Linked DNA regions of Homo sapiens: region 2 is linked to region 1. Evidence: chromatin contacts called from ENCODE Hi-C or POLR2A ChIA-PET data. All regions are on one chromosome and are shown on one strand. Each heading gives the region's core, a stretch centred on a gene start or an enhancer-like site at or near the end of the contact. The rest is flanking DNA. Distances are from core to core; before and after follow the strand shown. Region 1 holds the start of SPOCK2 (SPARC (osteonectin), cwcv and kazal like domains proteoglycan 2). Region 2 holds the start of ADK (adenosine kinase).

The links. Hi-C counts contacts between places; a loop is a spot of excess contacts on that map. ChIA-PET counts read pairs that join two places held with the same protein, here RNA polymerase II (POLR2A). Pooled maps may share reads with other maps.
Region 2: a map of naive thymus-derived CD4-positive, alpha-beta T cell shows a loop between it and region 1 (11-fold over the local background). The contact joins the promoter of ADK here to the promoter of SPOCK2 in region 1. A Hi-C loop is called at or near these places in 1 of 168 maps with a recorded cell type or tissue (naive thymus-derived CD4-positive, alpha-beta T cell) and 3 of 50 pooled maps. POLR2A ChIA-PET finds 5 or more read pairs at or near these places in 2 of 52 experiments (activated B cell and common myeloid progenitor, CD34-positive).

The regions. Positions count from the first base shown.
Region 1 is chr10:72,086,996-72,094,496 of GRCh38, reverse strand. SPOCK2 (SPARC (osteonectin), cwcv and kazal like domains proteoglycan 2) reads left to right here and starts at 5,946. Exons shown (of 11, transcript NM_001244950.2): 1 at 5,946-6,357. The coding sequence starts at 6,169.
Region 2 is chr10:74,146,447-74,153,561 of GRCh38, reverse strand. ADK (adenosine kinase) reads right to left here and starts at 2,341. Exons shown (of 11, transcript NM_006721.4): 1 at 2,219-2,341. The coding sequence starts at 2,283. It overlaps AP3M1 (adaptor related protein complex 3 subunit mu 1), which reads left to right and starts at 2,734. Exons shown (of 9, transcript NM_012095.6): 1 at 2,734-2,807. RefSeq lists enhancers at 1,991-2,170, 2,581-2,810.

The DNA of each region.
Region 1 (7,501 bases), core at 4,697-7,196:
GAACTTTTATGAAAAAGCAAAATGGTAGAGAGCAACAACAGTAAAAGGGTTAGAGTTAAGGTTCCCCTCTCACCAAATGATAATGGGGTAAATGTTGGAGGATTTGCTGCTGCTGTGCTTACAATCAAACCTTCCTTCATATTACTGTTTTGTAATTCATTCTACACTGAAATAGTTCATTGTACCTAACACTGCTCCAGCCAGCTTTTGAGGCACTGACTTCACCCTCAATTTCTCTTAAGAGGAAGAGGGAAAAAAATCTCTCACTCGCTACTTCACAGAATCTGTGTTGTTATACATGGAACTTTGTTATGGAGAGTAATTTTTATTTTAGACACATTGTAAATGTTTCTTACAATGATTATTTTTAAAGCAAGCTCTAGAGTTTCCAAAACTGGGCATTGAGTAGAATCCAGCATCGTAATAATTCAGATTTGGTTCCTGTTTGCCCTTGTACTGTGCTGGAGCTCACTGTCCTGGAGCTCAAGGGAACCCACTGGCACTAGAGGTGTATTGAGTTGAGTCAATGGAACACCTGTCAGCTTCCATCTCGATACCATAGGGAGCATGAATGTTCAAGCTCTTGCTGCTAGAAGTGATGAAAGTGGCTGCCGTTATGGTTTTTATTAATAGCTTTTTTTTTTTGTAAAATGTCCTTTTAAATGAAGACAAGTTTACTTTATGAAAAATAATCAAGTTTATGCTTTGTGCTTTTGTCACTGTGTGTTATACTTCAATTTAAATCGGAGGCTGAAACCAGAGGTTCGCTTGAGGCCGGGAGTCCAAGACCAGCATCGGCAAACTAGTAAGACCCCATCTCTACAAAAATAAATAAATAAATAAATAAATAAATAAATAAATAATAAATGAAAATAAATGTTAGCTTCCAGAGGTAACTACTCCCTATACATTTAGACATATATAAAATATGAGAAGTTAAGAAATTTTTCACAAATAATAGCTAATGTTAGTGGAGTGTTCACATTTGTTATTTTTTTGTGCATTAATTCAATCTTTACAATAGCCCACTTAAGTAGGTAATATTGTCCCCATTTTACAAACTGAGGCTTAACAAGGTTAAGAAATTTTCCTTAAAGTTGGGGGCAGTGGCTCACACCTGTAATCCTAGCACTTTGGGAGGCAAGAGGATTGCTTAAGCCCAGGAGTTCAAGACCAGACTGGGCAACATGGTGAGACACTGTCTCTACCAAAATAAAAGCACAAAAGAAAATTAGCCAGGCATAGTGGCATGCGACTGTAGTCCCAGCTACTTCAGAGGCTGAGGTGGGATCAATTGAGCCCAGGAGGGCAAGCCTGTAGTGAGCCATGATTACATCACTGCACTCTAGCCTGGGTGACAGTGAGTGAAACCCTGTCTCAAAAAAAAAAGGAAAAAAAAAATTGCCTTAAGTCATATAGATTGTACCAGCAGCTCTCACAGTGTGGACTTTGGACTTCTAGGAGTCCCCAGGAACCTTTTAGGGGATGCCTACGAGGAGGTCCAAACTGTTTTCATAAGAACGCTAAGGTGCTATGTGCCTTTTTAACTCATTCTCTCACGAGTGTTCAGTGGAGTTTTCCAGAGGCTCTGTGACATGGTGACATCACTCTGATAATTAGTAGAATGTGTGTGTGTGTACTTTTGTTTTCTAGAATATTGTAAATTGATAGATTTAGGGTATAAATATATGTGTTTTCAGAGATTAACTCAGTTTGCTGCCAGTGCTTCTACTGTGCTCTTACTGGCTATTTTCATTTATACCTGCTGCTGAGTCATGACCACCCAAAATCTACATGTTGAAGCTCTAACTCCCAGTAACTCAGAATGTGACTGTTTATTTGGGGATTGGGCTTTTAGTGGGGTGATTAGGTTAAAGTGAGGCTGTTAGGGTCGGCCCTAATGCAATCTGTCTGGTGTCTTTATAAGAAGAGGGAATTTGGACACACAGAGACACCAGACTAGTGTGTGCACAGAGGAAACGAAGACACAGCAAGAAGGCGGCCACCCTGCAGGCCATGAAGAGAGGGCTCAGGAGAAACCAGACCCACCAACAGTTTGATCTTGAACTCTGAGCCTCCAGAACTGTGAGAAAATAATCGTCTGTTGTTGAAGCCACCCAGTCTGTGGTACTTTGTTACGGCAGCCCCAGCAATGGATACACGTGCTGTAATGCAGAAGCTTATGCCAGACTCTGTCTTCTTCTGACCAGACACTAAAGAGATTTGTAAAACTGTAAAACAGTGCCACTCTCTTACTAATTTGGGGGAGCGGTAGAGACGGTTGTTTTTCATAAAATATTCTGTTAATATGAAATGGGTACATTTATTATTTTAAAATAAATTTAAATTCTTAATTTGATTTTCAAATACAGTAAATATCACTATATATATAACTCACAGAAACAAAAGTTCTTTGGGGTCCTCAATAATTTTTTAGTGTTAAGGGCTCCTGACGCCAGAAAGTTTGAGAATGGCTATACTATACTATACTTCCAAATGGGATCCTATTATATATGATCTTATATAACGAGCTTTTCTCACCCAGCAATACATAGTGGATCACATTGGTCTTTAATAGATACAGATCTACATCATTATTTGTAATGTCTGCACAATAGTCTGTTACAGGTATGTTTTATCCTTTAATTAGGTGGTTCCTGGCTAATGGACATTGAATTGGTTTCCAGGATGGGCTATTATGAACAATTCTGGATCTTTGTGTGTTTATCTTTTTGTGCTTGTGGGGTCATCTAGAAATGGAATTAAATGGATTTTAAGATACATTCAGGCCAGGCACGGTGGCTCATGCTGGTAATTCCAGCACTTTGGGAGGCCAATGCGGATGGATCACATGAGATCAGTTTGAGACCAGCCAGACCAACATGGAGAAACCCCATCTCTACTAAAAATACAAAATTAGCCGGGTGTGTTGGTGCGTTCCTGTAATCCCAGCTACTCGGGAGGCTGAGGCAGGAGATTTGCTTTTGAACCTGGGAGGCAGAGGTTGCAGTAAGCTGAGATCGCGCCATTGCACTCCAGCCTGGGCAAGAGCGAAACTCGATGTATTCAATTTGGGTTTCTTATGAGGAAACTAAGGTTTCTCTTCTCCATTTTAGAATTGCTAAATATTAAGTGCAAACAGAAAAATGTGTAAAATATATGTACCACTTAATACATATACCTAGCAGCAGCTCCTCATGTTTGGGGCTATTGTCTTGAAAAGGCTAACCTGCCAGTAATTCTTTCAAACATGAGGAAAACCAAGCTGGGTGTGGTGGCTTATGCTTGTAATCCCAGCACTTTGGGAGGCTGAGGAGGGAGGATCACCTGAAGCCAGGAGTTCAAGACCAGCTTGGCCAACATGGTGAAACCCCATTTCTACTAAAAATACAAAAATTAGCTGAGCATGGGGACGGGCACCTGTAATCCCAGGTACTCGGGAGGCTGAGGCAGGAGAATCCCTTAAACTTGGGAGGCGGAGGTTGCAATGAGCCGAGATCGCACCACTGCTCTCCAGCCTGGGCGACAGAGTGAGACTCCATCTCAAAAAAAAAAAAAAAAAAAATTGAAAAACCTTTTCTTTTTCTTCTTTTCTGTTTTCTTTTGAGAAAGAGTCTCGCTCTGTTTCTCCAGCTGGAGTGCAGTGGCACGATGCTAGCCCAGTGTAGCCTTAATTCCGAGGCTCAAGCAGTCCTCTCACCTCAGCCTCCGAGTAGCTGGGACCACAGGCATGTGCAACGTGGCTCATTTTTTAAATTTTGTATAGAGATAGGGTCTCGCTATGTTGCCCACGATGGTCTGGAACTCCTAGGCTCAAGCCATCCTCCTGCCTCTTGGCCTCCTAAAGTGCTGGGATTACAGGTGTGAGTCAGCACACCTGGCCCTTTTTTTCTTCTTTGTAAACTAAAACTATTGGCCATTTCCTACAAGTTTTACACCAGTCATCTGGAAATTTGGGTTCTTCTTCCTAAATAGCATTACTATTGGCTTCACTAATGGGACTGGAATGTTGTTGATTAGCTTTCGACACAGGACTAGTATTGACCCAGCTTGAAGGTGCTACAGAAGGCAAGTCCCACTGGAGAAGCTACCTGGGACTGTGGGAGCCATTTTGACCCTCAGAGTCTGGAGACAGCTATTGTCATATTGATGGGCATCTTGACAGCACCTTTCCAAACTCTTTATTCAGCAACTTTGGTAACTCTGGAAGCCCCTAAGATAGCACAGGAATGGGAGAGCTGTGGTATCTGGTACCTATCTCCTAAGTGCCTTAGAGATATATAGCTAGCTTTGCTAAAAACGAAAACAGAAACAAAAAAAAAAAAAACAACAAAAAACTAGGATTGTAGGATTGAGATGGTGGAAAAGATGGCAAATTTTGATGAATCTTCAGAACTATGGGACACCGTAGCCTTCTCTTCCCAACCAGAGGAAAGACTAACTTTTTAAAAAAATGCCCATTATGCCCACTTAGTATGTAATTTTGCTTGCACTTTACAGCAGTTTTAATGATGGTATTACCATTAGTTTTAGATAGAAAATAGGTAATTGCTCAAGAATCCAGCCAGTAAGTGGGATTCTGTCCTCTAGTCTCCACGACAGCAAGCCGTGCTCTCTCACTGTACAGCGCCAGGACACACCCAGGAAGAATGCTTTATTACTGTGAGATGAAGACGTCAATGGCCAGGGCCTCACTGCAGCACCACCACTAAATCCAACAGCAAAGGAAACAAGAAAACATGGAAAGGGAGCTATTGTTTTCTGTTTTCCCAACGAGACTCCGGCCTGAGCCACTGAGGCATTCAGAGTTCCCAGATAGGCCAGATTCAGGGTGACAAGGAACCTTGTAAGCTATGTTTTTTCCTACTGATTAAGATTATGTTTTTTAAAGCATTTTAAATTTTTATTTTATTTTTAGATCACAGCAGCTAAGTCTTTTTATAAAAACACAATCTAGGGCTTGGGTCCCAAAAGTTCACTAGGTTTTGTCCCATCAGATGATGTTTCCTCTTTAATGTATTTGTAATGTAAACCTGTCCCCATTTCTGCTGTGCTCTTGGGACTGTGGCCAGCCTCCAGCCTTCCCCGCTGGTATGTCAACATTTAAATCTACAGCCAATAAGGAGGGTCGCAGTTTCAACAAAACCCGAAACACCTCAAACAAAACCAGCACCCCACCCCAGCCCCCCACTCCCCGGCTTCCCCAGTGGCTTATTCAAACTAACTTGAAGTCAAAAAACCATAAGCAAATATGCCTTTTCCAAATTTGCAGCCTCCAAGGCAGATGAAATGGTCAGACATTTGCCTTTTAGGGTTGTCCTGGGAAGAGCTGACAAAACGGGTGACAGCCCCTAAACAGCTGCCTGGGGAGGAGGACATCTGCCTCTGTTTCACCAGCCACTCAGTGCTCAGGCCTTGCCTTGCGCAACGCGGTGCCGCTGGGGAGCAATGGTTCTGAGCAGCCAGTTGTTATACGGCTTTTGTCTTAACGAAGCCACCCATTACGGTAGAGCCATAACTCGCAGGAAGCCAGCTGTCAGGGCTGTGGCGCAGGCCCCTCTGGGTGGGAGGCAAGGGGAGAAAAACAGTGTCTGGCCAAATTCCCTTTCCGACACCTGAGCCTGGCTGGCTTTGTAACCGGAGAGTTTTGTGCCCTCTCCCCCATCCCATCTTCCCCGGGGAGATCCTGGGGCCCTTCTTGCTCTCCATCCTTTGAGGGAGCTCAGGGACATTTCGGGATTCTGGATTTCTTGGTCTGCAACTCCCTGTGTGCCAGGCGGGGCTGGGCCCCGCTGCGGCTGGCTGGCGTTTGGCGCTCTCATCGAGGGAGCGCTTCGCTTTGAAATCTACCCACTCCTTTTTTTTTTTTTTTTTTAAACCAGGTATGATGATGTCAAACGTGATGCTGATGCTACAGTTACAGCCCCTGCTGGCGCAGCCTCTCTGATTCTCTCTCCCTCTCCGCGTCCAGTGCTGGGCTTTTTCAGACAAGTGCATCTCCTAACCAGGTCACATTTCAGCCGCGACCCACTCTCCGCCAGTCACCGGAGGCAGACCGCGGGAGGAGAGCTGAGGACAGCCGCGTGCGCTTCGCCAGCAGCGGGGTGGGAGGAAGGACATTAAAATACTGCAGAAGTCAAGACCCCCCCAGGTCGAACCCAGACCACGATGCGCGCCCCGGGCTGCGGGCGGCTGGTGCTGCCGCTGCTGCTCCTGGCCGCGGCAGCCCTGGCCGAAGGCGACGCCAAGGGGCTCAAGGAGGGCGAGACCCCCGGCAATTTCATGGAGGACGAGCAATGGCTGTCGTCCATCTCGCAGTACAGCGGCAAGATCAAGCACTGGAACCGCTTCCGAGACGTGAGTCCGCAGGGCTGCCAAGGCAGAGACCCGGGGTTGCGGGTTCGGGGATTGAGCTCCGGGGTCTGCGGGAGCGGCCGCCGCACGTCGCAGCCCGAGGCTCCGCAGCCTGGCCGGCTAATTACACGGAAAGTAAACAGTACTGGGGGTCACAGCCCAGCGCCCCTCCCCTGTCCCTGCGGCCCGGGCCGGCGGCCCTGGGACCCCCCAGCCCCGGGACCCCCAGCTCCACACCTGCCCGACGCTCCGGGGTCGCGCGCTCCGGGGTCTCCCCTGCGGGCCGGGAGTGGGAAGGGGTGCGGGGCCGGGGGGACCCGGACCCCGGCTGCCGCTGGACCCCGACCCGGTCCCCAGCTGCGTTGTGCGAGCCGCCCCCGGGCCTGCCCCAGCCGCTGGGATGCTGCAGGCTGCACATACGGGGCACTGCAGCACCGGCAGGTCTGGGTGGGGCCGGCAGTGAGGGTGGCATCGGCTCGCGCGGTGCCCTCTGTTCCCACCGTGGGCTTTGCGGGAGGGGGACAGCATGGGACGGGAGTGTGACCGGGGCTCTGGGTCTGGGGTCCCAGCAGCCTTCTAGGCGAGATGGTGGAAGGCGTGTCCGTACGGGGGTGGGCTGGGGTCCCCGTGCAGAAGGGCGCGCGAGGACCCAGGCTGGTTTTCCCGGACCAACATTTCAGGGGGGAATCCAGCCTGGAGCGAGGGGAGCAGCTCGGAGCCAGAGGAAGGCTCCCGGCCCGGTGGGCTTGAGAAGCCGGGGAGAGTCCAGAAGCTGGGTTTGGGGGCCCCCGGCGGGCGCCGCCCGAACCCCGGCGTAACCTTGGGCCGAACTCCGCGGGGTGGGGGCGGGGGGGTAGCTGCGGCACTTTTGTTTACCGGCACCTGTGGATCAGAGGGGAAGTCGCAGGCGGCGGCCCGGCGGGGCTGGCTCCTTCCTCTCGGCCGGGCCGGGTTGGGGGCTGGGGAAGCAGGGGTGAGGCAGGGCGGGCGGAGGGTGTGGCTGGACCCCGAGATCGTTGGGGGTGCTGTGGGGGATGGGCCCGGATGCGCCAGAGGCGACGCCGGCTGCTCCTGGCGACCTGGTGCTCACCGCGGCCCTGACCCCAGAAAACCTCTTCTAGGACCCTGGCCCTTACTCCTCCTTCCC
Region 2 (7,115 bases), core at 1,092-3,591, 2.1 Mb before region 1:
TAATCCCACGTGAAAACATGTCAGAGCCTGATTCTTTCTTTATAAGCAACTGTTATATGCTGAAAAGCAACCGAGCCTAGAAAAATAATAGATATTTGAGAAAGGCAGACTAGTCTTGTCAGATGCTCCCTCTAGAACAGATTTCTCAACCTCAACACCGTTGACGTATTTGGCCAGATAATTCTTTGTTGTGGGGGTTGTCCTATGTAGCATGTTTAGCAGCACCCCTGAATTCCATCCACTAGGTGCCAATAGCTCTCCCTACCAAAAATATCTTTCTAGACCACGCCAAATGTCCCCTGGAGGGCAAAATTTCCCCTGGTGGAGAATTATTATCCCAGAGCTGACCAAATTCTCACAAATCCCTAAATCTAAATATTTTTCCTGACATCTACAAATATATCTCATTATTTGTTCCCACTGATGCTGCACATTAAATTATGCAAAGTCTTTATAATCCATTCTCCTTAACCAAAACCAGTAGCAATCCCCTGTCAAGCAAGTCATCATAAATTCAGTGTAAATACTCAATGCATTATCACACTTTGAGTCTGAAAGCAAATTAATATAATAAAAGTAATAATAGCCGATCCTAAAATGTCTCCCCACAAAATTAGAGATTTGTCCCAGTACTCAAGTGTCTAATCTTTTAACTTCATGTCTACAGGTGGCACTAAATTCATATTGTATAAAGTGAATTTTAGTTGCCTAAGGAATGCTCTCACCACAGCCTCACAAAGCACCAGGACTGCAGGTATAAGAAAACATGCTCAGCTAGTTCCTATTTCTGTTCCTGTACTAATTGTTTTATTTGGGCTTCAATATCTTCAATTGTAAAATAGGCATAATTCTTGCCTTCCTTTGATCACAGAACTGTCCAACAAGATAATAAATAGGAAAACACAGTGAAAATGGATCAGCATTATATATAATAATTTTTATTAAGGAAAAATCTAAGGAAATCTAAGGGTTATATGTTCAGTAGGATGGTAGGGAAAAGTTGCATCTGTCTTCCAGTTTGGCGAAGGAGGTGCCTTATAAGGAAATACTCTAATAAAGGGCAGAGTAGGGAAAGCACATGCCTTGAACTCAGGTAGGTCTGATTCAAAAGCCGTTGCTTTTTATTCTGCATATAGTTGGAATATTTAAAATAAAAATAGAATATCCTGAGGGTTTTTATTTTAAAGTTTATGTTCTTGGTATAAGGTAGGCACACTAACCCTTTGAGGGTAGTAGGAATACATTAAAGGAACTGGCAAGGATTTGTTCACCCTCCATTCAAAGCAGCATGAACACACCACCAGGCCCCTAAGTGTCCTTTTCTTTTCAATTGTGAGTGATTCCTTCCTTTGGAGGTGAAGAAGAGTGATACTGGAAGAAATGGGATATGTCCTGTTTAATCAGGAGTGTCCTAATAGTTTTAAATCAGTTTGATATGTCTATTTTAAGATGGAAAAAAAAATCGCTGCCTTTCAGCGAACATTTCCAAATCATCAAAGACTGCCTGCTTCACTTTATACTTATTAGGAAGGGATATTTTAACAAATGACTCTTCATAAGTAAAAGTTGCAACATCAATCACATGTGAGGCAGGTGTTAGGGGCAGCACTGTCCCCGTTGCTGCCAAAAAGTGTAAATAAAAAAGAGAAATCAACCTTTCCTATCCATTCATCCAAATGCTGCCCCTGCAAAGCATCGGAGGGGTCTGGGTCCCTGGTAGAGGGTCCTCAAAGGTACGGGCTTTCAGAATGTGCACGAAAAGGAAGGTCAACGTGCCCTTCCGCAACACTCTGAAAAATCCCCAAGAATTCTGACTTTGCCCCAGTGTACAGCAGTTGCCGAGCCTCTTTCCCGCCATCCCCCGGGAAGAGAAGGCGGCCGCCTACAGACGCTGCTCCGGTCCGACCCTCCGGGGTCGCACCAGCCCAGCCTGGGCTTGCTCGCAGGTGGCGCGGTCAGCCAGCTCGGTCCCCCTGCGGGCCACGACTGGCGAAGGGCTGCTGGAGCCGGAGCTGCACCAGACAGGCGGGGACTCAGCCAAACGGAGAGAACGTCTGGCAAGGGGTCGCGGCCAAGCGGGCAGCTGGGGGAGGTCCTGCGTGTTGGCCCCAAGCTGGCAGTGAGAGACACCACCCAGCGTCGGGGCCGTGCAACCCCACGTGGGCCCTGGCTTGCTTGCAGCGCCGTCACCCTCCTCCCCAAGTCCGGCAGCGCTCACCTCAGCGCTTGCGGCGCCTCCACCTTCAGCTTTTTGGGCTTCGGCTCCTCCTCAGCAGCTGCCATCTTCGCGCTCCCACCCCACTTTGGCTCTACAGCCCACCTCTGCCATCCACTCTCTGGTCCCGCCCCCTCTTCGCATCACCGCTTTCTCTTCTCCAAATCCCGCCCCTCCAGACTCCGCCCATTCTGTGCCGCTGTCATCCACAATCATTGGCTCTATCCGTCGGCACCAACAGCGAATGCCCCGCCCATTCCTGACCCCGCCTCCCCTACCATGAGGGACCCCAGACTGCGTTAGGCAGCAGATGACCGCCTGAATCTAGATGGAGAGAAACCCACCATTTTTCTAGGCCCTGGATTATGTAGAAGATTTAGATACTAAGCCTCAAGAGACGTCTTTCCTCTCATTTACGGTCTTCCTGCATATTTAAAATTTCTAATACGGTAGACAGAGTCGGTGTCTTTGAAGCTGTTAATCAGGCAATTTCCTGGGCACTCCAGCTGCGGGTCCTCGCGGCCTTCTCGGCTTCTCCAGCTTCGGTAGGAGAGGATCCGGCGCCGAATCACTGACTGGCACAGGTGTTGGGGTGAGTGTGAGGGGCGGGAAATCTGTGGACTGGGGACAGCTCCAAAACCCGGGAGTAGGCTGAATAGCTGGGGCCCCCGACTCCGATCTGGGCTCTAGGAGCGTCTTTGGTGCTGTTGGCCCGGGCCTCGCTTCCCCCCCACTCCCGGCCTTCCGGGCTTTCTCGCCAGCAAGGCCAGAAGGGAGCGGTCCACCTGCAGCCCAGTGTTCTCAGGCGCCTGAGCCCCGGAGGTCAAGCTTACTGGGTTCCCCCTCTATAGTGAGCTGGAGTACAGACGGCAGGAATCTCAGTCCCAGGTTTCTGCTTTGGAGGACAAAACCCCAAACGGACCTGAGCAGACGTCCTGTTAGCGGGTGGTGCCTGGAAGAGCCTGGGGTGAGGAATGCAGTGAGAAGGGTGTTGCAGTTCTTCAGGAGAGAGGTAACGGGGTTCTAAGCTGAGCAGGTGGCAGTGAGTGTGGAAGAGTGACGGGCGATGTGGCTGTTTGTATTTGGTAGATTTGTTTGAACCTGAAACTTACAGCCTTATGTGTGATTAAGAAGATGGTGCCAGTGACAGGAGGAGGTATTTTATGGAGTTTGAGTTTTATCGAATTTGAAACAGTGGTTTACATGGAGATTGTAGAAAGACTTTAAAAAAAATTATGAGAATTAAGCCCGAAAGACTTTCAAGGTGAGACCCAAAACAGATGAAGTTTCATATAAAAGGGTAAGAAGTATTTTTGTTTAGGAGAAAGTTATCAATGACATAAAATGCTGCAATGGTCAGAGGAGGAAGCTGAAATCAGAATAGGTCGTTGGATTTTATAATTAGAAAGTCATTGAGCTGTTTGAGAGAGATGCTTTAATAGTAACTGAGGAAAGACTGCAAGTGTAGACCAATCCTTCATCATTTGGGGCATGAAGCAAGATTATTGAGAGTGGCAAGGTGGGGGAAAGTTTGGGGTTTGTTTTAAAGAATACAAGATATCTATTTGGGGGCAGGAAGCAAGCAACTATTTGAAGATTCAAGAAAAAGTCTTGTCTCCCAGAAGAGAAGGAAAGGAATGGGATCAAGTTACAAGTGAAAGGATTAATTTGGGAAAGACAGAGGGACACTTTCAATTGACACTATAGGAGAAGTGAAGTGAATGAGGTTAATGAAGAATTATCTTAATTTACGAATCTTGGCCAGGCGCGGTGGCTCACGCCTGTAATCTCAGCACTTTGGCAGGCTGAAGCGGGCGGATCACAAAGTCAGGAGTTCGAGACCAACCTGGCCAACATAGTGAAACCCTGTCTCTACTAAAAATACAAAAATTAGCCAGGTGTGGTGGCACACGCCTGTAGTCCCAGCTACTTGGTAGGCTGAGGCAGGAGAATCCCTTGAACCCGGGAGGCGGAAGTTGCAGTAAGCTGAGACCTCACCACTGCACTCCACCCTGAGCGACAGAGCGAGACTCTGCCTCGAAAAAAAAAAAAAAAAAAAAAAAAAAAAAAAAAAAAAAACCTTACGTATCTTTAGGAAAGCTCTCTTTGCAACAAGATTATATTTTCTTACTTAATCTTATGATTTTTATTTCTAACCATTTAATATAATATACGGCCAGGCACGGTAGGGCTCATGCCTGTAATCCCAGCACTTTGAGAGGCTGAGGTGGGTGGATCACGAGGTCAAGAGATCGAGACCATCCTGGCAAATATGGAGAAACCCCGTCACTACTAAAAATATAAAAATTATCTGGGCGTGGTGGCACGTGCCTGTAGTCCCAGCTACTCGGGAGGTTGAGGCAGGAGAATCGCTTGAACCCAGGAAGCGGAGGTTGTGGTAAGCTGAGATTGCGCCACTGCACTCCAGCCTGGCAATAGAGTAAGACTCCGTCTCAAAAAAAAAAAAAACAAACCAATATACTATGGGCAGATGGAGTGCGGTGGCTCACGCCTGTAATCCTAGCACTTTGGGTGGGTGAGGCGGGAAAATCACTTGAGGCCAGGAGCTGGAAATCAGCCTGGGCAACATAGCGAGACTCCATCTCTACAAAAAATTTAAACATTAGCCAGGCTTTGTGGCATGTGGTTGTAGTCCTAGCTACTCAGGAGGTAGAGGCAGAATGAGGCAGAAGGATCACTTGAGCCCAGGAGTTCAAAGTTACAGTGAGCTATGATTGGTCCACTGCACTTCAGCCTGGGCAACAAAACAAGACCCTATCTCTTAAAAAAAAATACATATACACATACGCTATGGGAGTTCTTTGCAGATTTAAATATTTTTAAGTAGCTCAGTACTGTGTCAATTCATGAGTAGCACATGGTATTTACAGAGAAGAGGACTTCTCTCTCCCTTTGGAAATGACCTCTCTCCCATTACACAGAGAAGGAGAGCCATCATCTGCCTGCAGTCAAGTATACAAACCTTCCCTTCAATCTGAAGAGTAGAAAGTGTTCCTTCTCCTTAGAGAAGGCAAACCCTTTGACCTAGTCTCTCAGTAGCATCCTCTCCTGCTATGTCAGGGTCCTCTTTCCGTTTTTCCCTCTCTCCTATGTCAGCTTTTCCCCCTCTATTCACACCTTTCCTTCAGCATTTGAATGTATTCTTCCTTCACTTTATGAACTGCTGCATTTATTTTCCTGTCTTTTCATCCTCTTCACAGCTAGACTTCTTGAATCTACTCTACATATCTCTATTTTTTTACACTTCTTGCTATTTATTTCCCAGCCCACTGCAATGTCTTATTTCTAGCATTCCACTGAACTACCACCAAAACTATTTTTTTTTTCTGAGATGGAGTCTTGCTCTTGTCGCCCAGGCTGGAGTGCAATGGCAATCTCGGCTCACTGCAACCTCCGCCTCCAGAGTTCAAGTGATTCTTCCGCCTCAGCCTCCCGAGTAGCTGGGATTACAGGCGCCTACCACCATGCCCAGCTAACTTTTGTATTTTTAGTAGAGACAGGGTTTCGCCATGTTGGCCAGGCTGGTCTCGAACTCCTGACCTCGTGATCTGCCCGCCTCAGCCTCCCAAAGTGCTGGGATTACAGGTGTGAGCCACCGCACCCAGCCCACCAAAACTACCTTTACCAAGATCACCAGTGTCCTCTGTGTGTTAAATCATGCATTCTCAAAGCAGATAAAAACTGCTTCTTGTGAGGTGAAAAAAATATAATACTCTTTTTATGTGTAAAGCACAAATACAATACATAAACAGAGAATATTCTGTGGTATTAAAATTTTATGGTGATATTAATTAGCTTCATTTAATTATTCCACATTTCATAAATCATAACATCTGGTACCCCTAAATATATACAACTATAATTTGTCAATTTACAGTTGAAAAAGAAAGAATAATAAAAAGTTTTATGGGTGAGGAATTTGATTGGCAGGGTGGTGAGAAGATGGAGTCTAAAAGGGCTCCTTAGCAGGCATTAAGGAAAAGAAAGTTTAAAAAACACTCTTAAATCAACAGACATTTTCAATTCTTTTTTGTTGTTGTTGAGATGGAGTCTCGCTCTGTCATCCAGGCTAGAGTGCAGTGGCGCCATCTCGGCTCACTGCAGCCTCCACCTCCCGGGTTCAAGCGATTCTCCTGCCTCAGCCTCCAGAGCAGCCGGGATTACAGGCACCCACCACCACACCCAGCTAATTTGTTGGTATTTTTAGTGGAGATGGGATTTCACCATGTTGGCCAGGCTGGTCTCGAACTCCCGAGCTCAGGTGATACTCCCACTTTGGCCTCCCAAAGTGCTGGGATTATAGGTGTGAGCACCACGCCCAGCTGACATTTTCAATTCTCGTAGCTTAACCTCTTTGTGCCATGTAACAGTATTTACCACTCCATTCTTCTGGAAATACACTAATAAGCTATAGTTACTAAAAACCACCCTGTTTTTTTTTTTTTCTTAGGACTCTTCAGTCACATCTTGGTCATTCTTTAGGTCCACTTCCTTGACCCACCTCCTACTCAAATGTTGGAGTTCCTGCCATAAGCTCTCTTCATACTATGCACATTCTTTCTTTTGTTTCAATTCTCCTTTTGATTAATTCCCATTAACAAAAAATCCTGATTACTTACAATTCTGATTCCAATCTGGCTTCTCTAAAGCACCAGAAGGGTATATATAATAGTTTTTTGAATATATTTATTTGGGTCAGATGTATCCAGAATTGGTCAAATTACACAGGACCAGGCCAAGTGACACATCTCTCTCATCTCCACACACCCCCTCCTCCAAGCCTAAATGTTTTTTAGCACAAAACCTAAATGTTTCTCTTATCTTTTCACTGTACCCCATCCTCATAGTCAAGACTCTAGACCAGGCCATCACCACTCAT